Linked DNA regions of Mus musculus: regions 1, 3, 4, 5 and 6 are each linked to region 2. A link is a loop called in an ENCODE intact Hi-C map of the cell type or tissue named here. Cell type or tissue: left cerebral cortex. All regions are shown on one strand. Region 1 has its middle 130 kb from the start of Gm40416. Region 2 has its middle 41 kb from the start of Gm33811. Region 3 has its middle 340 kb from the start of Nova1. Region 4 has its middle 120 kb from the start of Gm40416. Region 5 holds the start of Nova1 (NOVA alternative splicing regulator 1). Region 6 holds the start of Gm33680 (a long non-coding RNA gene).

Evidence for each region. A loop is a pair of places that touch in the nucleus more often than their neighbours do. Peaks named below come from ENCODE experiments on the same cell type or tissue, not always from the same donor. Only the 100,000 strongest peaks of a DNase experiment are listed, where the experiment ranks them.
Region 1: it touches region 2 in a loop (4-fold over the local background); 5 of 42 quality-filtered maps call a loop at or near these places.
Region 3: it touches region 2 in a loop (5-fold over the local background); 2 of 42 quality-filtered maps call a loop at or near these places.
Region 4: it touches region 2 in a loop (2.9-fold over the local background); 5 of 42 quality-filtered maps call a loop at or near these places.
Region 5: it touches region 2 in a loop (6-fold over the local background); 7 of 42 quality-filtered maps call a loop at or near these places.
Region 6: a loop joins it to region 2, with 6 times the contacts of the local background. A loop is called at or near these places in 4 of 42 quality-filtered maps.

What each region holds. Positions count from the first base shown.
Region 1 is chr12:46,331,508-46,335,507 of GRCm38, forward strand. No RefSeq gene overlaps it. Among named protein-coding and RNA genes, the nearest start is that of Gm40416, 130 kb to the left of the region's middle. In left cerebral cortex, a CTCF peak has its summit at 2,394; a DNase peak (open chromatin) is centred at 2,055; H3K27ac peaks cover 569 bases.
Region 2 is chr12:45,927,861-45,931,860 of GRCm38, forward strand. No RefSeq gene overlaps it. Among named protein-coding and RNA genes, the nearest start is that of Gm33811, 41 kb to the right of the region's middle. In left cerebral cortex, a CTCF peak has its summit at 2,082 (motif pointing right); DNase peaks (open chromatin) are centred at 1,774, 2,107 and 2,914; H3K27ac peaks cover 134 bases.
Region 3 is chr12:47,159,145-47,163,144 of GRCm38, forward strand. No RefSeq gene overlaps it. Among named protein-coding and RNA genes, the nearest start is that of Nova1, 340 kb to the left of the region's middle. In left cerebral cortex, no CTCF peak of the experiment used is centred here; DNase peaks (open chromatin) are centred at 2,157 and 3,606; H3K27ac peaks cover 269 bases.
Region 4 is chr12:46,321,726-46,325,725 of GRCm38, forward strand. No RefSeq gene overlaps it. Among named protein-coding and RNA genes, the nearest start is that of Gm40416, 120 kb to the left of the region's middle. In left cerebral cortex, no CTCF peak of the experiment used is centred here; DNase peaks (open chromatin) are centred at 1,752 and 2,588; H3K27ac peaks cover 568 bases.
Region 5 is chr12:46,816,682-46,820,681 of GRCm38, forward strand. It overlaps Nova1 (NOVA alternative splicing regulator 1), which reads right to left and starts at 2,086. Exons shown (of 5, transcript NM_021361.2): 1 at 1,935-2,086; 2 at 205-348. The coding sequence starts at 2,070. In left cerebral cortex, a CTCF peak has its summit at 2,030; DNase peaks (open chromatin) are centred at 780, 1,671, 2,051, 2,346 and 1 more place; H3K4me3 peaks cover 3,517 bases; H3K27ac peaks cover 2,133 bases.
Region 6 is chr12:45,464,357-45,468,356 of GRCm38, forward strand. Gm33680 (a long non-coding RNA gene) reads left to right here and starts at 1,926. Exons shown (of 5, transcript XR_381572.3): 1 at 1,926-2,012; 2 at 2,084-2,167. In left cerebral cortex, a CTCF peak has its summit at 1,846 (motif pointing right); DNase peaks (open chromatin) are centred at 1,899, 2,456, 2,892, 3,396 and 1 more place; H3K4me3 peaks cover 644 bases; H3K27ac peaks cover 1,002 bases.

The sequences.
Region 1 (4,000 bases), 400 kb after region 2:
ATAGATAGATAGATAGATAGATAGATAGATAGAATAATTTTTCTAGATGTAATTGCCATAGAGGCAAAATGGAATTAATTATAGCTGCTACCCGTTTCAAAGGATGTGCTCTGCCCTGAGCACTTTGTTTTTGCATTAGATGTGTACAAAAGCTTATGTCCATACCAGTTAGCTTTCTCTCCCTCAGCTTCTTGCTTGTGCAGCAGATGTAAGTTTTCAGCAGAACCATGCCTGTCTGCTGCCATGTGTCCCCCACCTCACCAAGATGAGAGAGTCATGCTCACTAACCCTCAGAAACATATGCCCCAAATTAAACCCTTAATTTAATAAATTGGCTTGGTCAAGGTGTTTATCGTGGCAGTAGAAAAGTAACTATGACAGAAATCTGGTTTCAGCAAGTCATTGTTTTGTTTTATTTCTTCCTAGACACACAACAGATTGTGTTGATTCTTCTGTCTCAAGTTATACCAGGTTAATATTTTCAGGGGCTAGGGAAGAAAGGGTTTATTTCGCTTAAACGTCCAGATCATAGTCCATCACTGGAGAAAGTCAGGGCAGGAACTCAAGCAGAGATGGAACCTGGAGGCAGGAGCTGAGGCAGATGCCATGAAGGGATGCTGCTTACTGGCTTGCTTCCGTTGGTTTTCCCCAGCTTTCCTTATGGTAGAACCCAGGACTACAAGTCCAGGGATTGCACCACCCATGATGGACTGGGCCTCCCCCATTAATCACTAATTGAGAAAATACCCTATAGCTGGATCTCATGGAAGCATTTCCTCAACTGAGGCTCCTTTCTCTGTGGTGACTCTAGATTGTGTCAAGCTGACACACAAAACCAGCCAATAAAGTTAGTTTTCTTTTCTTTTCCAAAAATATTACTTTATTTACATTCCAAATGTTGTCCTCTTCCCAGACCTGCACCCCCCCCACCCTGAGTTCTTCATTTCATGCTCCTTCCCCTTTGCCTCTGAAAAGGTGTTCCCCCTTAAAGACCCAATCACCCATCCCCACATTACCCTCCCACCCCTTCACCCAGCCCCCTAATACACCTCCCCCTTCCCTTGGGCATTAAGTCTCTACAGGATTTGACACTTTGTCTCCCTCAGTGGCCAGACAAAGCAGTGCTCTGCTGTATATATGCCAGGAGCCATGGTTCGTCTTACAATTTTGTTAAGAGCCACAAGATCAGTCTTTAATATTTTACCTTTTTTAACACCTTTCCTTTTTCTCAGAATAATCTCTGAAAGCAAAACCATGTCTTTTAGAGCAACCTTTCTTCCTAGAGTTCCTGCTTTGATGGTGTCATTTCTCTTTCTCCTCACTACAGCCTTGATGAAGGCATTAAACTCTTTCCTTTTTGTAATCTTGAGGGCCTTGTGCAAGAGGTCTCTAATCCTATATCTCTTTGTCTCAGTTCCTTCAAAGAACCCAAACAAGTAAAAGTTAGTTGATGATTTAAACAGTTTACTTTTATAAAGGCAAGGTTATTTTGATACAGGTCTAATACCTAACATAAACAGTAAATCATTTTCCAATATAAACAAGTCAACTTCATAAGCAATGAAGACATATGACTAAACTTCAGTCATAAACAGATCCAGTAATTTTAGACTTAAGGTTTGAAAAAATATAAGTATATTTAGACTAATTGCCTATCTATTTAAAAAAAACTAGTAATAAACTCAAGTTTATCACACAAAACGGTATCTTTGAAAAAGTCTGTTTTTGTGTTGGTTTGTTCTGTTAACAAAGATGTCTTTATCGAAAATCTGCTTTTCTGGAATTTTTTGCTTCACTTCTCTAAATAATATTTTCTGACTGTGCTCATTATACAGGCAGTGAACTAGATTCTAGGGTTGTTACTGATTATATGAAAACCAGATACCATATGCTACCCAACTACCTATGCCATTCATTGAGTCCTCTGAAAGTGGATTCAGAGAAAGGAGGAGGAGAGCCCTTGATGAAAGGAATTATATACAATACCACATCATGGTAGGGGAAGATGAGCTAGCAGAATGGTTTCCATATGCTCAAAATTGAAAGGCATTACACATTCAAAAGGGTGAGAATGAAGACAAGTGTGGATGTGGGTGGCCATAGCTTGGGTTGGCTGCGAAGCCAGTGGGAAGAAGCAGATGTATAAGCAAGATAAACCTACCCAAGAGTTACAGATGCACCACTAGAATACAATGTATAATGTTGGAATGAAAACAAAATAAATCTCTAAAAATAAGTATAGTTCATGAAAAATAAGCTTTTCCTAACCTCTGTCCCTTTTAGATACAACTTCTTTTCATATTTGCTAGGATTAGATGGACAGAAAAATTCTGTATCTGTGCAATCAGAACCTAGAGAAGTCAGTTGGGTGTAGAATGTACTTTCAGCCACTAGGAAAGGAAGCTACTCAGCACTCCTTTTCCTTTTCCTTTTCCTTGCAGAAATACAGTATTATTTTGCCACCAAGTGGGGTTGGTCTACAGTAAACTGCTATATTTACTCATTGGAAGTTTCATACATGCCTACAGTGATTATTCGTCATATTGATAACCCATTTCCATCCCCCAACTCATCCCAATCCTTGTGTACCCCTCCCAATTTCACAACTTCCTTCTTTGATTATTCTTTATAACCCACTAAGTCCAATTAATGATGTTCACATGCCTATAAGTGTTTAGATGCTCTCTGGATCATGATAAATTTGCCTGAGACCATCTCTAAAGAAAACTGACTCTCCCTCCTCTAGTAGCCATCCTGTCTCAGTAGTCCCTCAGCTTGTTTTGATGGCTTGTTTAACTCTCCCCTTCCATTATGGAATGTTAACTGGCCTGACTGTGTACAACTCTTTTGCAGGTATAACTACAGCTGTTCTGAGTTCATTAGTGTGATCACCCTGCAACATGCACAAGACACTGTTTTGTGCCAGTCCTTTCACTCCGACTATTACCAATTTTCTGCTCCCTCTTTTATGACGTTCCCTGAGCCATGCAGAAAAGCAGTGTAATATTTATGTTTCACTCATGGCTGAGTAGTCCATAGATATTTGTTCTCAGAAATATAGCCAGCCACCACAAAAAGCCACCATAAAACCATGCTTTATGACGAGGGTTGAATGATGTACTAATCTATGAGTATGAAGACAAACATTTAGAAAGCAGATACATATTAAGTAAGCTTAGCAAATTAGTAATAGTACATTTATCCTTAAAATCTAAGAGCTCCCTAGAAACAGGTATCTTGGCCATATTTTCATTACCTGGGGTGAGATTCCTCCTTGTATTTTAAAATAGCCAAAAATTAAAAACATTAAGCTGCCAATCAGCAAGAGTAAATAAAATGTAGTCACATATAACCAAGGAAGAAAAAATAGGAAATTTTGTTTACATGTCTACATGGGATGGTGTCCAATATGTAGTATTTCAAACTGTTCATAAGGCAACATACATTTATGTGGGCTTAAATATAATTAGAAAAACAGTTCATCTCTATAACATCCATGCCCCTATTGTATGCATGTGCCAGGAATTATTATAGCTCCCATCATTCACAGATAGATAACATTATTGTTGACTTTTTTCCTCCAGACGCTACATACCATATTCTTCCACCATGAAAACTAGCTACCATAGAGGAAGCTTTTAGGTCAGTTCTCGCTTGATTTCTCCAAGTTCTGTCATACCATCAAGTTTTGCCAGGTAACCATGAGCAATGGCAATAGTCTGCATTGGATAACTGTCACTTTCATGTGGTTCTTATAAATAAATAGAAAATTACACTCAAATATTTAGAACTGATGCCATTATTTTTAATAAATGCCTTCTTAGAGTTAAAAATTTACAACATAGATATTATACAAACATCAACTGTCATAAAAAACCTATTTGAGTACTGTCTTTCTTTAAATACTATCCCTTTTTAGCTTAGTATATCTATACTTATTCCACATATGATACGATTTCTTACTTTTTTGCCCTGTCTCAAACTCCAAGAAAAAACTTAT
Region 2 (4,000 bases):
ATTTATGAACTTGTGAAAAAGATATGATGGAATATATCTGAGAGAAACATTATTTCTTCATTTGTCTTATCCTCTCTTTCCTCCCTTGTCTCTCCCTTCCTGCTCTCTATTTCTTTCTCTTCTACATAGACTTACTGTCTAGAGAAAATAGAATCTGTGTGAAAGGTATTTTTATTTGTGGTATGTCTACTGCTGATCAAGCAGATGCAAACAGAAGAATACTGTATAATACAACTGTGAATCCTGCTTTTTATCAAAGGTTTATTTTGATTTTATTAAGCTCAATTGTAATGAGGGACATGACAGACATGAAAAGTTCTGAGTATTTTGCAGAACTTAGAGATAAGATGAGCTGACTATTCAAATTCTTATCAAAGAATCAAACTGATTATTATCATATTCTTGTTAGATTTACCAGTTTCTTTAAATTCTCCTCCATGGTCACATCTTGCTTCTCATCCTGCTCCAAACTTGGAGAAAATAAAAGAGAAAGTTAAAATAAAACTTTTAGAGCTGTGTACCTCTGTGTGTGCGTGTGTGTGTGTGTGTGTGTGTGTGTGTGTGTGTGTGTGTGTGTGAGAGAGAGAGAGAGAGAGAGAGAGAGAGAGAGAGCATGAATTAAAACATTAAGACTATTTCTCTGCTAGTTTCAGGATGAAACCCAAGCTGATGTCACCCAAGGTGTTCTTGTTGCATAGGAATTTGTTGTTGTTGTTTGTGTATTCGGATGGTCTCAGTTATTACATCTTATTTTATTAGAATTATATAACAAAGGAATACTTAGTTGTATACATTCTGTACATTCCTAAGGACATTCTTGACTTTCTTGGATTTGCCTCAGCAAACCAGATCTCTACTTAAGAATGCTCTCTTCCTTCATCAATGTCATCACATGGCTATCATTTCCATTATCATGACTACCACAATTATCAGGATATTTAATAATTGTACATTTAATGAGTCACATTAGGCAAGGGAAACATGCAAAGCCTCTACCTCATTAGCCAGGGTAAGTTATCGGGTTTAATAAACAAACTGAGGAAAGCTGTCATCTGTTTCTGTTCCCATTACCTCTGACTGTAGGATTCAGAAAGAGCTAAGCTCCTTATCAAAGGGAGCCCCGAGAATCTCGATCCTGGTTAGAACAAAGCCATAGCTAGCTAACTAGAGATTGTCTTTCTTTTCAGAAACATTCCTTATTTCCAGAAACTGTCTTGGTAATAAGCAATAGTGAGTTGCTTTCCTGAGGCAGTAGTTGAAGGGATTACATGCATATCTGTAACATGGCTGTTTCTTGTACAGCACTGTCCAGTGAGAGACGTAGCCTTAGTCATGTTTTTAATGCTGAAACAAGCTCAAAGGGCGTTAATATGGCTGCCAAAAACCTACGTTCTTCTTAGGCAGTATACTATACAAAATACTCTTCGGAATACTGTAGAGACACAATTAAAAAAAAAAAAAAGCCTGAAGGGTAGATGGCTTTAATTTTAATTTCTTCTGAATCAAATAGCATTCAAAATCCCTAATGTACATATTAGCCTATAAACCGGGAATAATTATGAACCTTCTCCAGTCACCACTGTATTTGTCCAGACTGCTTGCAAGAAACAGTCATGGGAGACAGTGCAGTGTCGAGAACATTTTGTCCTGCATTAAGCCTGCTTCCCTCAGAGACTGCGTGGCAGCTGACTGGTACCCTGGTTCTTCAGGCAGGTGAGCCAATTAGCACATCTCCTAGTCTGGAACTGCACTTGCTGTGGATGTGATCTGCATACCAATTCTGCAGGGCTTTGACCTTCTGGGTAGAAAAAAGAAATCAAGAATCCCATATGGGAGTTAACACTGGCCTAGATTTTTTCCTATCCTCTCTCCTGTTTTGTTTTGTTTTGTTTTTTTCCCCGTATATACAATCTAGCTACATTTTTGGATTCACTTTGAGACTAGAAAACAGTTCTAGTTCACGTGGGAATTCAAATCAGTGGGAAGGGAAGAAATTATTTCTAAAACCAAGTCTTTTACTTTCCTCTGGTGATGTAGAAAATGGAATGGAGGTAACTTCTTGTACCAGTGTCTCCTGTGGCCCACATGGGGGCAGTACTAGGTAGTTAAAAACCTCAGGCAGCTTTCAGAACAAGTAGAATCTGGCAGGAGACAAACTTTAAATGCACAGAACAGACAGGGTTGTTTTTCATAAGCATAAGTTCCCTAAAGCGGATCATTAAAGAGCCCTAAGTGGTCTTGCTGAAGAAATGAGGAAGGAAAGATGACCACTGAATCTCCAGCTACTGGTATAGTTCCTTATCAGGAGACATTGAGGGAAAAGTTTTCATCGATTACTACAGGTAAAACTACTTATTTTCACACAGACAATGTGGAATAGCTAGACAGTTTTCATTAAATTATCAAATTATATTGCAAGACCTTTAAGGGACAGTGGCACTATACCCCAGGTAGAGGCTTGCACACTCTTCAGGACGTGATGAACAGTTTCACATAAGGTCTTTTAAGTGAGAGATGTAAAGAGTACATTCATGGCCAATAGAACTGTACTGGTATATGAAATTAATGCACGCCATTAGTGACTTAATATTATTGAATATGTTTCTCCTTTAGATCATGTGTAAACATTAACCTCAGACTACACAGGACTTATGGTATAATTGTGAATTCATAAGATATGAGGAGGTTTCAGTATTGAAGGAGAAAGTCATTTCTATCTAGATAAATCATCTGGTTGTGTCTATATACATCACACATGAAATGCTGTGATGGTATTTTAAGATCCATTTTCAGTGTCTGTGGCAGAGAAAGACATAGTCACAAACACTTTGGTTTCACTATCCAAGGGGAGACAACGTTGCCTATTCCTTTAGATGGAGTGATACCACCCCCACCTTCAGGAAACTGATTTAAAATCAACTAAAGAAACTGTGTCTGATCATGTCAAGTCATATGCAAGCTGAAGCAAATGCCTCTTCATTATTGTCTTGGGGACAGCATAGCCATGCATACTAAATGGAGTCTCACCACATAGTCACAAGGCTCTCTTGGCAATAATGAGTACTACATAGGACAGATGAATACCTGCCCCCCCCCCCAACACCATCAGCACCCTTTATATCCTTCTTCTGTATTCTTTCTCCTCTCTCTGTCTCTGGTCTTTGGAATAAAATTAAACACTCATTCCTTTCTGATTCCTTCTTAACATTACTCCCATTCTGTGGATTCATGTACCAGAAGATTCAGTTGGACACAGAGAAGCTGTTTATCCTAGAGAGGCTCATTTGGTGCTCAAATGACTACAGCTTCTGGGACAGAGCAACAAGATTATTAGAGGGAAAAAATTGGTATTTGTTTCTACATTCATTTGTTTTTCAATATCTCATTAATACAATGGTCTTTTCTTCCATTCCATGGCTGATTAGAAAAAGGTGTTTAATAAACACTACGTTTTGCTTTCCCTTAAACGGCAACTTGAACTGCCATGATGGGAACAGCCTCAGTATCTGCAGAATGTTATTGAATATGCAAGACATCATGTGCTTTCCTCAGTCTGTGGTGTGACCAATAAAACTGCTTTTACTCAATTTTCTCTTTTCAATTAGAAAAATCCTTAAAATGGCCATGAATTTGAACTTTATCATTTCATCACCTTAGAGTCATCTGCCAAATCTGTAAGAAGCAAAGTTCATGCAAAAAATTAGAGTACCTTCCTCCAAACTTTATAGACGTTAATGGAAGAGCTCCATTTAATACTTAAGCAAATTTATACAATTGCTTTCTCTGTGTGGCTACACTAATGAGCATATAAGAAAGTTAATTGCATAGATGTTGCAGAAGTAAACAGCAGATTAATCTTTTTAAATAACATATATTTTGCTTGCTGGATTTTAACTTTTTTGCTCCTCTAAAATGCTAAGTGGGACCTGTGATGCAGTATATATGTTTCCCTATTACTTTTAGGGCAAAGAAAGATGACAAAGTAAGCTTAAGCATTCCG
Region 3 (4,000 bases), 1.2 Mb after region 2:
GTTTCCAGAGAGGTTTAGCTAAGGAAGGAAGATTTTTCTCTGTATATGGGTAGCATTGTCTCATCGGCTAGATTTTCAGACTATTAAAAAAAGGGGAAATGGAGGAAGCCTGCTAAACACCAGCAGTCGTAGCTCTCAGCTTCCTCACTGCACATGAACTAGCTGGTCATCTGCCTCCTGCTGTGATGGGCTTTTTTTTATTACTACTAATATGGTGAGTCAGAATTAACCCCTCCTTCTCCAAGTTGCCGCTCTCAGGTTGTCAGTACTTACTTTGTCCCATAAGATTGTTAGCTATTGCAGTTGGTTGAACATAATCATGAGAGTTCATTGTTAAATTCAAAGAACAAAACAAAATCATATCTCTGTGTGAGTACGAATATTTTCTTGTTTCTTAGTGAGCCTAATGTTAGTCAATGAATTTAGCCTAAATTTTCTTAGTCAAACAGTGAGTTTACCTTCCTTATAGAGACAGCATGCTATAGCTGAGAAAATGTAGACTCCAAAGACCCCCTTCATTCTTAAGAAATCCCAGTTGTTAAATGTTCACTTTAGTAAAAACTGAACATTAGAATGTCATAAAAACATAAGATACTAATATTTAATCTGTTATGAAAGATTAAAAAACCTGAGCAGAAATGAATTCAAGAATTAATAAGACTATACCTTTTAAATACCTTGCATAAACTTATCTATGCCAGAGTTAAAAATATCTGCTTCTTTTCATAGTTTGTTAAAGTTTGTTTGATATACTTAATCACCTGTAGCTAATTCTCTAAAGTGGGAATAGAAAACTAGTTGTTTTTTTTATAAATAAATCTCTTTCAGATGATGTGTGTGGCTAGAGACACAGAGATACTGACTGAATCTGCCTCATTTTGCAAAGGATTTTCATAGGATTAATATGCAATTGCAAATGGATTCCATTTTAATGCAAAGTTATATAGTTTATAATACATAATTATTCAAATGAGTCTTTTCCAGATTACCCCCTTTTCTACTATTGCTATAACATCCATCTCTGAAGGAAATCAGGGAAGGGACTCAAATCCAGAACCTGAAAACAGGACCTGACATAGAGGCTATTGAGAAGTGCTGCATACTGGTTTGCTCCTCTTGGTTGCTCATTTTACTTTTTTTTATATAGTTTCCAGGACCACCTGGCATAGGATAGAATTTTCCACAAACAGGCTAGGCCCTCCCATATCAATCATTAATCAATAAACAGTCAAGTGACCCTATGCCAAATTGTCCCTAGGTCAATTTGGCATAGATATGTTCTCAGTTGAGGTTCACTCTTTCCAAATGACTCTAGCTTGTACTACATATGAAAAATAAACAATCAGCCCCGCAATACCAAAACATAACCAGTAGCATTTTTAGTGTTAAGGTAGCTTATTAAACCAAATTTTAATCAATTTAGCAACTCTATTGGTATTTATTCAAGTATAGCAGTGTTTAGTGTTGTAATACAATCAAAACACTGCTTTTCAAAAGATGTTAAATGAAGGGTTCTTTTAAATATATTTGTTTTTAGATGACAACAGATTTTGTTTGCTCCCACCACAATGTTGTATAACAACTGTTCCTATCTCTTCCTTCAATATATTATAAACTGATTTTATTTAATAGATTTATGGAATAAATGTGGTGTTGTGGTTCTATGCTGTGCTAAACTGAGTGTTTCAAGCTGTTCATTTGACAACTTTTGGCTCCAATTTCATCTACTTCACATGTTTCACTTGCTCATAAGTTACATTCTTAAAGCTTAAGGGAAGAATGCCAAGAAAGCCAAAATCCATTAATATATTTACATTTTTCTCGTTTTAGATTTCTGATAATGTTCCATCCATCAAAACCAAATTATGTGGTCAATGCAGTTATCAAAGAGGTGAGGAAATATACATTTCACACTGTCCTCAGAGACCATGCCAAGTCAAACATAGATGTATGGAGATAAGAAACATAAAGAAATAAGAGAAGTTATCCTATCTAGTCCAGTATCCCTCACTGTTCGTCCTCAGAAAATACTTAAATCATATTTTCTTATAGTCAGGAGAACCCATGTGTGTAAGGGATACCAGAGTACAAAGTGAGCAGTAACCAAGGCAAACCCAGTTCTTGGTGCTCACCTCATTTCCTAGGCCATTCATGAACATAGGTATATCCTGAGGATAGAATAATGCAGTTGAGCTATGCAGTCCGGGTGCTCTGGAGTTTAATTTCCAATGGTGACTCTAAAAATACACGCTCTTGTTGGCCAAGAAGACATTAAGGATAACATTAAGGATAAATATACTTTGAGAAGGCCTAGTGGAACACCTGAATTTAGCAGACTGAGGCAAGAAGATTAAGAGTGATGAGGAGTGTTAGGCCAGCCTGTGTATACAGTTCATTCAGGTTCGTACTGGTACTGGACTACATAGTAAAGTCTTGTTTCAAAGAAGCCAAAACCTAAGAAGACAAGCTTTCATGCTGTTAATTATATTTCATTATAGTTTGCCCATTACTAATGACTCTGCTTCTAAATATTTAGCATAAATATTCACGTGTCTAAAGTAATTTTATTCAAGACTCAAAAAAGCTTCCTGTAGAAAAGGCTATCTTCAACAATCCAATGAGGAAGCAGAGCTAAGTGTGTCTCTAGACCTAGAAGAGGTGTTACTTATAATGGGACGATAGATATTAGGAGGAGCCTGGGAATATTTGGAGGTACATTGATATATCGATGAGAAATGGGTGAAGACAATTTGGGAATCTATGTGAAGTTTACTTTTAGTACAGTTACTAAGTTTTATGACAAAATAAAACATAATACAACAAAATTTGCAATTGTATGAAAGGATATGGATCTAATACCCAAACATTCTTGTCCCCCTACCAAATATAACCAGCAAGTGGCTTTATTCATAAATCTCAAGTAATTTTCTTCAGATATAGCCTTACATAGGAACTGTATATTATAATTCTGGATGCGAGGATAAATACTGATTTCTGCACTTTAAAGAATTAGGTCCTAGGGCTACACCTCTTCCATCTACTACTGTCTAACGAATGCCAGATGGTGCCTTGACAATGTCTGAGGTGATGCTGTGTGACAGACCCTATTGCGAAGATCAGAATGTATGCTTCAAAGGTTTTATGACTTACAGAAAATGCCAAATTTCTAACAAAAATCATTATTCTCACTATAAACTATAAAAAAAATGTTAAAATATTCAAGCTCACTTTGATTTATTTCTGTTTTGGAATGCAATCTGGAATTTGGAGATTTATATTTTCTGTAGCACACTAATGCATGGTAGCAGGTAAGGTTATATAATTTTCATAAGTGGAGGGGCATGTGTATTTATTCTGAATGTAACCCTTCTCATTTACTTGTCTGTAAGTACCTTGGGTTAGACCATTTTTCTCTTCAAGAGCTGAATTTTTTTTCATGAAATTTTACCCTTCACTACTAGGGGCCTGAGTGTCTGGTTTTCTCTGGCTGACAAAACCACAGAGTGTAGGAGAAGCGACATTGTAAGGTCTCTTGTATCCCTAGTGACCAGATGGCTTTAAATTTTTGAAACAGCTCAGTGTGGGGGCTGTTTGGAATCAAGGGCAGATTTGAAACCATATGGGACTGTTTTAGTCCAGAAGAGTTACATTGTATAAAGACAAATGGCTAAAATAAACTCACACTTGGGCAGAGGTAATTTCTCAGCATTTGAAAGGCTGGGGTTTGGGCTTCTTGTTATAATTATGTGAATTCCCTCCCTTTCAGCCCCGCCCCCTCACTCCCTGTGACCCTCTATCTTGCTATTTTTGAATGGAGACTTCTTCATAATGTTGCTGCTTACTGTCTGCAGTGCAGGGACTTGGTGTGAGCTCGGCTGCGAGGAGCAGCAGAGGCTGACCGGGAAAGGGTCAGTCTCCCCATTTGTTTGTTTATTTTAGGGAACCAGCGCCTCACACCAGCCACACTCTAAATCATACCCTTGTTGTAGCAGACATCATA
Region 4 (4,000 bases), 390 kb after region 2:
GTATTAGGGCTATAGGCATATCACCACAGAGAGATGTATGCATAGAAAGACCCCATTTTAGCATCTGTTCCATTATAACTGTTTGATAAATAGTGTCTATTCACTCTTTAAAAGGGGAAGCTGATGTGTTGAAGAAGTATTTGCAGCTGGATATACTGCTGCATGCCTCTAACCTCAGCACTGGCAAGGTCAGCCAGAAGGATGAGAATTTCAAGGACATGTTCAGTGGTACAGTGAGTTTCAGGAGAGCCTGGGCTAAAGAACTCTGTCTCAAAAAACAAACAAAAAAGTAAATAAAAGGAAGAAATGTCTAAGCCAGGAGCACCAAAAAGAAGGTCAGGGCAGATGGAGATTTTCAAAGGGCAGAAGAAAAAAAAAATATGAGAGAAAGCACAAGAAAAAGCTAGCTAGACATAGCATGAAACCTTCATTTATTTATACGTTTTGGTTTTCAAAAGAGTAACTCATTCTGTAGGCCAAGCTGGCCTGAAATCCACTATGTCAGTCATGATGACCGCAAGTCCATGACAACCCTCCTGTTCTAGCCTCCCAAGTGCTGAGATCATAAGCATGATCCACCAAGTCCTGTTCCTCCTAGCTTCTTATTGGCCTTGTTGGTTAATAGCATCTCATTGGCATTACCTGGATCCAGAGGGAATGTAAGTAGATCATAGCACCTTCTATGCTTTTTGTAGCAAACATAACCAAGAGAACAACCAAGAAAGCTTATTGTCATACATAATAGCACACATCTGACACATGTGTGCTCCTCAGGGAAGGTGTATTTCTCTATGTATGGCATGATACCCACAAAAGATTTTCAGAAATGTCACAGAACCAATTAAAAAAAAAGATGCTTTGTCTCAAGAGACAAGAAGTTTCAGGAGATCAATGCAGAGCTTCATGGTAGATATGGCTAGTTAGTAAAGTCCATTAGTAGATTCTTCTGGAGTCATTTCCAAAATGAGCAGATTACAAAGAATCTTCAGGAATCGGCTCTGCCCTTCATCATCAACAATGAAGGGTTCTAAATTTCTATCCTGCTTTTAGGCAACCAGTGGAAAGGGAAATTTAAATATATATATTTATATATATTTAAATATATATATATGAATGAAAAATATATTTAAATATATATATATATGAATGAAAAATAACTCTGCTGAATGCTGCTGAATATGTGATAATGTAATTAGTATTCCTGTCAACAGAATTGAAAATGAGATGTTGCATCTCTAGGGACTTTTACAAGTCTCTGTAAATAGTATATACATATATTGCTTTTCCATTGACGTCAACTTGAAAATAATCTTCATGGCAATATTGCATATTCAGCTTCCCTTCTACAGGTCTACAGCAGTGGGCAACTAGTCAGCCTACAGCAGACTTGGATACATGAAAAAGAAATTGGTTCCAACTACATTATTATTATTATCATTATTATTATTATTATTATTATTATTATTATTATTATTATTATTATTATTAAACAGGTCAAAACTGAAGCTTCTGGAGCTACACAGTTTTTTAGTGGCAACGAGCAAAATTCTTGAGGTGCTGCGGACCTGCAGCTCCATGCATTTCAGTTTGTAGTCACACCACTAAGTGTAGGCTTTTGAGATATTTTCCTGACTTGAAACTTTAGCCACGAACATACAGCTCTATTCCTAGTTGCAGTAAGAGATGGCCTGGCATTGTATGCTTGTTTCTGAGGAGGAAATCATTTTGTGTTGAAACCCAACCAGACAGAGGAAGTCCTGCTGAGACTGAAGGAAGCTCACTCATCCTTTACAAATGCTCAGGGAGAAAGAAAAACATAAAATTCTTGTCTGTGCAGTTTTAGCTTGCAGATATTGGGCAACAACCCACTGGATTATTTCCTATGCACCTGTATGTAAATAATCCGAATGGAACTCATTAACATTTAAATTCTAAGTTACCAACATATCCAAGGGAAAACTGATTAGATTCACTTGATTTGGTGCCAATACAGTAAATGACTTAATCTTTTAAACAAATCGAGGCAGCATTCTTCCATAATTTTGAAACACCATCCTTTTTAAAAAAAAATCATGATTTTGAAATGTGAAAGAAAGTAACTTATCCCCAAGAATTCCTTTTCCTTTATCACATAAATGTTAACTTTTATTTTTAGAGTCATGGAGATACTAGCCATGGTTTTTTATTATATTCCTCTAGTGTGTTATTTCTAACCCAAATGGCTTTTATTTTTCTTTGAAGAACCCAAATGCCTTTGGGGCTCAATATACTTAAGGAATATGTAAATGATAGCTTTGCCTTGTCAATCTGCAAGTGAAGATTTGGTAAGCCCTTCACCTACATCATCTGTAGCATAATAGCATTTTAATTTAGAGTGAACCTTTTTGCTTAGCCCATATGTATCTTGTATATTTTAAGAAAAACTATTTACAGAGACTTGTAAAAGTCCCTAGAGATGCAACATCTCATTTTCAATTCTGTTGGCAGGAATACTAATTACATTATCACATATTCAGCAGCGTTCAGCAGAGTTATTTTTCATTCATCCTTAAGACCCGGCATGCCCACCAGGTCAGTTTCAATAAGCACTACCTTGAGAATCTCTGCTGATGGTACACACAGATAATTAGGTGTAGTGTTAGGAAGAAATTTCACCCACCTCCAAAAGCTCAGCCTTGGAGATTTGCTCTGTTTCTCTTTCTTTGGGGGAGGAAAAAAAGATCCATTAGTTGCTAGAAGTGAGAGTACATTTATCACCCAACTCTCTCACCCCCACAGGTTAGGTATTTAATTGAAGGCTGGTTTTGGTTCTTAAGAGTAGCAAGCAGGGCTGCTGACAGTGAATACTGAAGTCTAGGTGAATGGTCTTTGCAGATTTGCGTTTTCAAGATACTGAAAATGTGCAGTTTGATTTGCACTGGCTTTATTCTGCAGAGGCTACTGAATGAATACTGCCGGTTTTATACCACAGCCCTATCCCTTTGAGATCTTTAATATGAAGCAGGAGATTAATGCCTAACACTGTACACCATCTACCTACCTCGCTTTATGAAGAGAATAGAGAAACTAGAAAATTCATTATGTGTGTTCTGTTTTCTATGACAGCTTTTGGTAGTATCAACTCAAAGCTGTTGAGAAGAACCCATCTTTGACAAGATGCAGACCTTGGAAGAAGAGTTTGCTAACAAACAACACGATCCAAAAATTGTTTCATTTTATACAGCAAATAGTAGCTTAGCTATCATGGCAAAATTATAGCAAAAGTGATTTCCCGTCTTTGTTACTCAAAGTGAAAAGGAGAAATCCTCACAGGCACACGCCTGGGGCGGGGGGGGGGGGGGGGGTCACTGCATAACTTGCTTTTGTGTTTGATTGAGAATATCTACTCTTTTCTCCTCAATCTACTCATCAAAGACCTTGGTGTAACTTGTCTTACCCTGCCCTTTTATGGAGGTAAACTCCATTAACAGCCCCAGCAAAAGGTACAATGGAAATTCAGAGAAGTTTCATGTTCAGGGCATTGTTCCACATGCAATGTCAGTAGCACTGTAAGAAGTCCAACTTTTTGAACATCTTTATTGTTATTTTTCTGGTAATAGAAGATAAAAAATGAATATATGGAACAAATCCATGAAGAAACATTTCTAAGCTCTGTTACTGAAAATGGTAACATTTAGAAAAATATGTAAAAAGAAAAACAAAGAAAATAAATGAGTTTACATTTTATAGATCAGTTTATTATGCTACCTCCAATAGTGAAACCATGTTTGATTTCATTCCTTTCCAAATTAAATACATTAAATAGTAAATACATTGAAATTCACAACTGATATGAGTAAAATGAAACATGCTATGTTCTTAGTCATTCTATGAAAGCTAACAATTCATTCATTATTGGACAGTCGGGGTGCAAGAGAAGGAAAATAGAAAAACATACCTCAATTATTCAACCTTTCAATTTATTTTTGTTTGAAGATTTCATATGCACATATGATATGGT
Region 5 (4,000 bases), 890 kb after region 2:
ATACACAGTATATCAATTAATGGGAGGGAAAAACATGAACAACAATGGAAATACGCTTAAAGAAATTCCACAATGTATGCTAATGTAACACTCAGATCTTCATCATTTAAAAAAATTTTTTTTAAGACAACACACAGCACATGTAGATATTTGGTGTTTTTCCTTGGGAAATTAGTCAAACAATTTCTTTACCATTTCACCTACCTGGATAAAAATCTTTGGATTTAGACAGCTTGATAGTGGCTCCAGTTTCTTTTTGCAACTGAACAATTGTCTGTCCTCCCTTCCCAATTATAGATCCAGCAGCATAACTAGGTATGAGAACCTTTAGAAAGTACTGGCCGTCTTCTGAAAAATGTAAAGAAATACATTTGATTAACATGATCATTTTAAACTTTGAATCCCCAACCCACCCTCCAGAGAGAAAACATCAACTAAACCAATGGACGTAGAATTGCAGAAAACAGCACTTTAAAATGCTTAAGGAATGAAAACCACCAATTACACTGAAAAACAAGCATTTACAAAATCTTCCCCAGTTTTCGGGATTCACACGTTCTAACAATTTGCAGTACGATAGAGACTGGGGAGTAAATTCCAGTTGTTACTCCAAACATGAAAGTCTTCCAATTCTGTGGTTACCATGGCAAAATGAAAGAAACTGACCCTTTAACAAAACTTCAGAGATTTAGAACATGACAAACCTTCACTTAACATACTGAAGATGAAAAAAAATCCAACACTGTAAGTAGTGATCCGCTAAATTTGTCTGTCATAGCAAACATAAAAGACTGCAATTAATCACTGGCTATATCCGACTTTAAGTATACAAAACAACCATCTTCCTGCAAAATAGTCCACCCAAACTGTAGGGAGTATTCCAAGCCGTGAGAAACTGCCAAGGGGAAAAAAAGCGTCAATGTGGTGGACTGAGAATCTAAGTAATCCCGATGTATTTCCGCGGCACTTCTAAGTCTACTATGATCTCGGCTAAGCTCATTAATTAAAAGACCTTAAGAAGAATCTTGCCAATACTAAAAAGCTTACGAGTTATTTATTCTAAATACACTCCAAAGTCACCAAATAGATAACGCTCCATCTCCAAAAGAACCATAAAACGGAGACGGGGGCGGGGGGAGGTTCGATGAGCCGTGAAAAAAAAAAAAGAAAAATGAAATGTTTCAGAAAATAAAGCCAACTCCATAAACTTTAGTTTCCGTCAACCTGATCACGTCTTAAATAGGAAACTTCGCGGTAAATCCAGCTCTTTACTGGGAACGAGTATTCCGAATTTTTTGCGATGTGCCACTCACAAGACCCCCATCCATTTCTAATGTATATGCTGGAGATAAATTCACCTCTGCTTCGATGCATTGGATGCATTGTTAAGATGACTCCAGTGCAAATGAAGAAGCGATAGCGGTCCCGTTATAACTCATCTTCCGAGGAAGCGCAGGATGTTAACTAACAAGTCACCGTACCAGACACCCCCCTCGTATGCATACCCTTGAAGACAAATCAATGCGATATTTGTACCGACCATGTAAGTGCGCTCAGGGCATGCACTCATCAAGATTTTGCATACTACTTGTGGCCCAGAGCAAGGGGATGAACAGAGGCAAAAGTCTCCGGTGCCCCCAGCATCTGCAAGCCGCTACCCAAGTGCCATTTATTTATTTATTTGATCAGACTGTTAAATGCAGCGCGCATCTTCAGGCGGCCATCACCTCTCGCGGGGGGCGGCCCTGGGAGCGGACCCTGTCGCCGGGGCCAGCACCGGCTGGGGCGAGCGGGTCGGCTCAGAACCCCGGGTCGCCATCTTGATGAGACGGGGCCGGGGCAGGTGCAGGGGAGGGGGCGCGGGACGGCCGGCGGCAGCGGCCACGGCGCGGGAGGGCGGCGGGGACGGGGCGGGAGGCGGAAGCGATACCCACCGCCCGTGTTGGTCCTCTTGGTGCTGCCGGCTTCAGGGGGCGCTTCAAGCGGCCTTTTCCGCGAGTCCGGCGGGTCCAGATCTATGGGAACCCCCGTATGGGTCCCGTTCTGCTGAATGGGAGCTGCCGCCATCATGCTTGCAGTTCCTGCCGCTGCACCGGGAGAAGCGGCTCCCTTTTGTTTTGGCTTTTTTTTTTTTTTTTCTCGTTTGGGGTTGCTAAGGTTTTTTTTTTTTTTTTCTTTTTTTTTTTTTTTTTTTCTTTAATCGGATCAATAGCAGTCTGAGGCGGCGAGCAGTGTGGCTGATGTGCTCACTGGGGAGGGGGCAGGGCGCGGAGCAGCTGCAGTGCAGTGTCGGCTAGGAGCGGGAATGGAGGGGGTGTGGGAGCCGGAGGGTGAAGAAGGAGAAGAAAGCGGCGGGCAGAGCGGGAGTGAATGAGCGGAGGAGGCGCGGGCGGCCGGGAGGAGGGCGAGTGAATGAGCGGGAGGAGGAGCGGCCGCGGGCGGCCGGAGCGGCGGACCCGGCTAACGCGGCGCTCGCTCCCGCTGCTGCCGCCGCCGCCGCTGCCTGGGCGCGTGTGCCGCCTGCGCTGCTCCGCGCCGCTGCCGCCCGCCCGCGCTCATCGTGTCTCCCGCGCGTGGGGGGCGGCGGGCGGGGGCCGCGAGGGGCCGCGACTCCCACACGCGCCGCGCGGGGCCGGCCTCCGCGCCGGAGTCTCCGCCTGCGGGGCGGCGGGCGCGCGCGGGCTTGGCGGGGGCGCGCGGGCTTGGCGGGGGCGCGGAGCGGGCCGGGGCGCTCCCGCGGGGAGGCGGGGTGAAAGGTCGCGGGGCCCAGGCAACGCCGCTCAGGCAAACGTCAGCGGCTTGCCGCGGAAACCCAGGGGTCCACAAAACGCGCTAGGCGGGGAGGCGGAGCCGTGCGGGGAGTGACGGCAGCAGCAGCCAATGACAGCCGAGCGAGGGAGCCGGGCGGGATCCTGGTCCAGCTGGGACTTGGTGGTGACAGTTTGGGCTAGTCCGGGAAGGGCGTCTGAGTGACCGCGGGGAGGGGTGGACGGCTCAGGCAGGAGACCAGAAACCCAGCTGGGACCCGGAGAGTTCGGCAAAAGGCATTCATTAGCATCTCTGGGAGGCGGTTTTCTAAAGGAGATGTCATCAGAGGATTTCTTTCTCGCACCGTGTGACACTGTCGGGGACTTACTGTGTCTTGGCGCCTTATGTGCTTTCGGGAGCAAGCCAGGATATAAATAAATAAAGCGATATGTGGTCTCCACAGGGACCCGGGAGGCAAACTGAAGAGGCAACAGCTGAGGGTGTACGCAGCTTCACACACTGCACGAAACACAGATGAAGGCATCTGGGCACCCACGACTTACATAGCTTCGGGCGGTTTCAGGATCCTGATCCTCAGCCCTTCCACACTGGAGGGGGCGGGAGGGGGATGCGGGAAGTGTGGCTAAGCTAGCATTATAAAAGACCCTAGAGGTTATCTAGTCCAGTCCTTCTGTAGATAAGGAAAGTGACTCAGGGTATTTTGTTCAAGGTCATGCATCAAGTTAGTATTTTAAGTCCTGATGCTAGGAATCCGGGTTAGTGGAAAAGCCAAAGTCTGAAAAACTGATTTCAAACCCAATCAAGCTGTTCTGACAGTGTGTCATGGAAAAAGCCCTTATGTCAGTCATTAAATGTTTACCACTTTACATACTATCCATTGCATTCGGTACAGTCTATAGTAGTACTGTCCCATCTTGCGACGCTGTATCATTTTGAAGAGACTATTTATCCAAACTCACCTAAAAATAATAACCAGTAAACTACTAATTCAATCCCCGAATCTTTCAGACTGGGCACTATGTCATTCTGAACGCCGACTGCAGAAATTTAGAGACAGGTTCTTTTCTGCTTAAAACAAGGATTGCAACTTGTTGGACTCTCTAGACTCACGCGATCCATAGACGTCATATTTACGGTAAATGTTCTTAGACATACAAAGGCGGGCACGTATTCACCAGGTTTCTAGAATGAAAACGTTCTTTATACTCCCTACCGGAGAACATCACTTAAA
Region 6 (4,000 bases), 460 kb before region 2:
AGATAGACTTGGGCTCAGTACCTTGATATAATGAAAAGTAAAAATAAAAGGAAATTCGGAAGAACATATACGTGGGGGAAGGAAACAACAATATGCCAGATCTTTATGAAAAAGAGCAGCCTGTTTGTGAAGCTCAGCACATGTAGGCTTGCTTCTTACTTTGTAGTATTTGCAAGGAGTCAAGGAGTATTCTTGATATACCTGACGATCTCTACCTATTCAAAATAGGACTAAGAGACTTAGGAGACAGGCCTTGGCCTAATAGGGTAAAATCTGCAGGTGTCGTATAAGTCAAACTAGAAAATCAAGGCAATCTGCTGTGTTGGTGAAGACACAAATTCTGGAGAGAACCTTTAGAAACATAGATGTAGCCATCAGAAATGGTAAGAGTAGGTGATTGGTGGTTCAATTTATCATGTAGGGACATCTCAATGTGCACACTTTGCAGAGGATGTACGAGCCCTTGCTTTTTAAGTTGGAGAAACAAATACTTGCATAGAATATTTTTAAAGTGCAATCGTATCTGTCTGTCTGTTTATCATTTATCTATCTGACATTAACCTATGCTAATATATGTTAGTGTACACACACACACACACACACACACACACACAGTGTTCATGATCAGACACTGATAGATCCTGAGGAAATACTTCTGCTCTTTTATTGGAGCCAGAAAAGGCAATGAGAACTACCAGAGCACAGAAGGCAGGGGTCACTGGCATGTGTCTGGGGTCACTGGAATGTAGCCAGGCTGCTTGTGATCCCCCAGAGCCACCCTGCCAGGTAACATTGAGACGAGCTGACTCCATGACAGGCTTAAAATTGGCAGTTCAGGCCTAAATCTCTGTTTCCAAGAGCTGGACAAGTCCGCAAGTCCAGGCCTCAGAAGCTGCCCCACCACCTGGCCTGAAGCAAGATCAGCAACAGTTTCCAGACTTCCTCAGCTACTTCTTCAGGAACAGTGTCTAGTCCTCATACCTAGGAAATGGAATGTCTCTAGGATGAAGTAAGACAAAGGTCACCAACCCAGAAATCCCCTAATGTTCTTTAAATCAGGCCTGCAAGCTCATTTGGTTGTCTTTCTAGCTTGGTAATGGGAGACCCCAGCATGCTGAACTCCTGCAGAACAGAACACTCTTTGCAGTTACATACTATTTGAGTCCAGGGTATCATTCTTTGGCAAATCGTGGGCCCTTACAACATCATGTGCTCAGGTATAATAACTGTCTGAGTTCTAGGCCTTGGAAGCTGGAGCAGGTGCTGTGGGCTACTGCCTTGTGTGTCAATCCCATTTATGGAGGAAGTAGATGGAGTGTAGGGAATGGATTGCCTCAGCTAGCTAGCATGGAATTATGGGAGTCTGTAACAGGATCCACAGCATGGACTCTTATCTGTGAACCAGCTCCAATGCTGCCTGAAAGGGAAGAGAAGGAATTAAAACAGTTAATTCCTAGCAGTCAGTCCCTACCTGAGATCAGAACCAGAGCAGAAGATTGCCTCGGCATAATTTTGGAAATTCAATCTTGAGCCATATCCCTGAACAGTGGGACCCAGAGGTACTGGTGATCCCAAGATTTTGTATATGAAAGCTGCCGAGGTGTTTCTGGGGAGAATTTATACTTGAGTGTTTCCCCTACATTAGCTTCCTGGACCACATCACCTTTATTCTTGTTTTTCAACGGAGAAGGTAGGCTGTGAGGTTAAAAGGAGCTCAGATTGCTGCCCCGGCTTGTTTTTGCTATGGTTTGTTTCCTGCAGAGGCTTTCTTAAGCTTCCCCAAGGCCCCAGCAGCACACAGGGAGCTTGAGGCCATCATAGGCAGCGAGACTCATGGATGACCACAGGATGGCATTGCTGTTCTTCCTTTCCCTACCATACTCCTGCTCTGCATTCATAGGAGTGAGAGTGCTCCTGCAGCCTCTTGCCAGTGTCTCCTCACAACAATGAAAAGCAGTGTGAGTGGAGCCTACTAAGTCCCTTGGCCAACAGGGAAGCCATTTCAGAGCCAGGTAGGCCCTGTGTGGATGGGCAGGACAGCACATCTAAGGTGAAAGAAGTGCTTCTCATTTTATAAAATCAGTTTCCCAGATTCCTTCCGGGATGTGTCTATAACCCACGCTGTGAGTTCTGAGGAAAGAGACTACTGAAGACAAATCCAGGAGAGGTGAGAAAATAAGGCTTTTTAGCAGAAGAGCCCGCAAAACCGCTGAGTGGGGAAGTGGAATGCTTTTATCTGATTTTGGAGGCAATTTGTATTCAGTGAAAAGAGCCATTTGTTTGTTTGTTTGTTTTCTTATTTACTGCCCTCTGGTGGAAACACATTTAGAATTTAATTTTTAAAAAGATGCACCCAAATAGAAAAGAACAAAGACTCTTGTCACACATTCAAAGACACAGTCCTGCAAAGTAAACACAGGTTTTGGATTTTGAAAGTGCTTAGAGACAGGGCCGGCTGCCTCACTCTAGCAAGTGTTAAGCAGAGTTTTACGCCATTCCTGTACTCAGAAGTCACAGGAAAGCCTGAGGAGAAAACGCCTATGTTGTAACCTGCATGTTAGAATCCTGACTGCTGCTTCCTTCTGGGGAGGGTATAATTTTTATTTATGAATATCATTGTGAAACACTCAATGTTTTATTTTATGAAGTCCTTTATGTTTCTGACTATTTTCATCCTTCTCACGTTTTCCTAAATCTTCAGCCATTTTTTTTTTTTCCAAATTTCTAACTGCTTGGCTGGGAGGAAGCATAGCTCTGCCTTGATGCTGCCTTGTTGACGGGCTGCTTCCAGTTAGAGTCTTGCTAATGCACTAGGAGGATGGCCAAGCTCCAGTCCTGGAACTGAAGCCCAGGTTTGCCATAGAGACATTTGGCTGAATCCTGGATTCAGAGGGAATCTCAGCTCTGGGGACTGCACTGTGTCTGTGGGAGTAAAGAGCTGGACAGCTCCCAGGCCTGCTTTCTATGCTGTAGTTACATCTGGCATTCCTTTGCTCCATGCTGTCAGCCCCAGCAGCAAACAAAGAGAAAAGAGAGCCAACTGGGGGAATAGTTAATCTATCTCCTCTCCTTCTCGTTTTTTAAAAAAATTAATTTTTTTTGCCTTGCCTTTCCTATTGTGTATTGGCTTATTTATAGTGAATGGGGATAGTACTTATCCATTAGGAAACATATATATGCATACTGTAAAAGCTGATCTGACTATCTTGTTGAAAATGTAGTGCACACCATCAAATTGTAAAACAAGCCATCCTTATAGAGTCCTGAAGATACAGAGGCATTGTCTGCTTCTACATCTATGTCTGTGTTGTGCAGTCTCAGGTCCTTGAAGGTAGACTAGCCCAGAGACAGTTGTTTGGTTGTCCCTCTATGACTGCTGCTGCTGGTACATTTGTCTTTGTGGCTACCACAATATTTGTCTGACTGTACGATGTGTCCCCCAAATGTCATTCATTTGAAGTATTGAAACTAAAACAGCAGTGGAATGGAATACTTTCGTATGTATGTATACATATATATCTATGGGAAAACGTTTCTAAGGTCTTGGAAGAAGCTAAACAGTGCTTCTAGTTAATTCTGGTCTCCATTCTGTAGCTGAGTGCACTGGAAGAGTGTTTATTAGTGTGGTGATTCACAAAGGCCTGAGAACAAAGAGTAAATATAGCCTTGTACAGAGGACAGCTGGTTATTTAATATCCATGTCATGCCTAGCTCAGGACCTCCAGTTTTCAGGGCTCAGCTCCTGGGACAAAGAGTACCTACAAAGTGCATCTGAGACTGACTCTCCTGAAGAAAGTTTGAGAAACCTCAGTTCACAATGAGTTTGAGCCTGACCCACAAGCCATTTTCTATGAAGCAAGCTCTGTGGGAAGATGTGGTAGACTGGCTTCAGAGTGGGCTGGATTCTGTAAAACTGTGAAGGAGGATGTGGGTTCTCACACGTGGCATGGTCTGTGCCATCAGACTCTCCTTTGAGAACACGTGGGTGTGAAGTACTAAG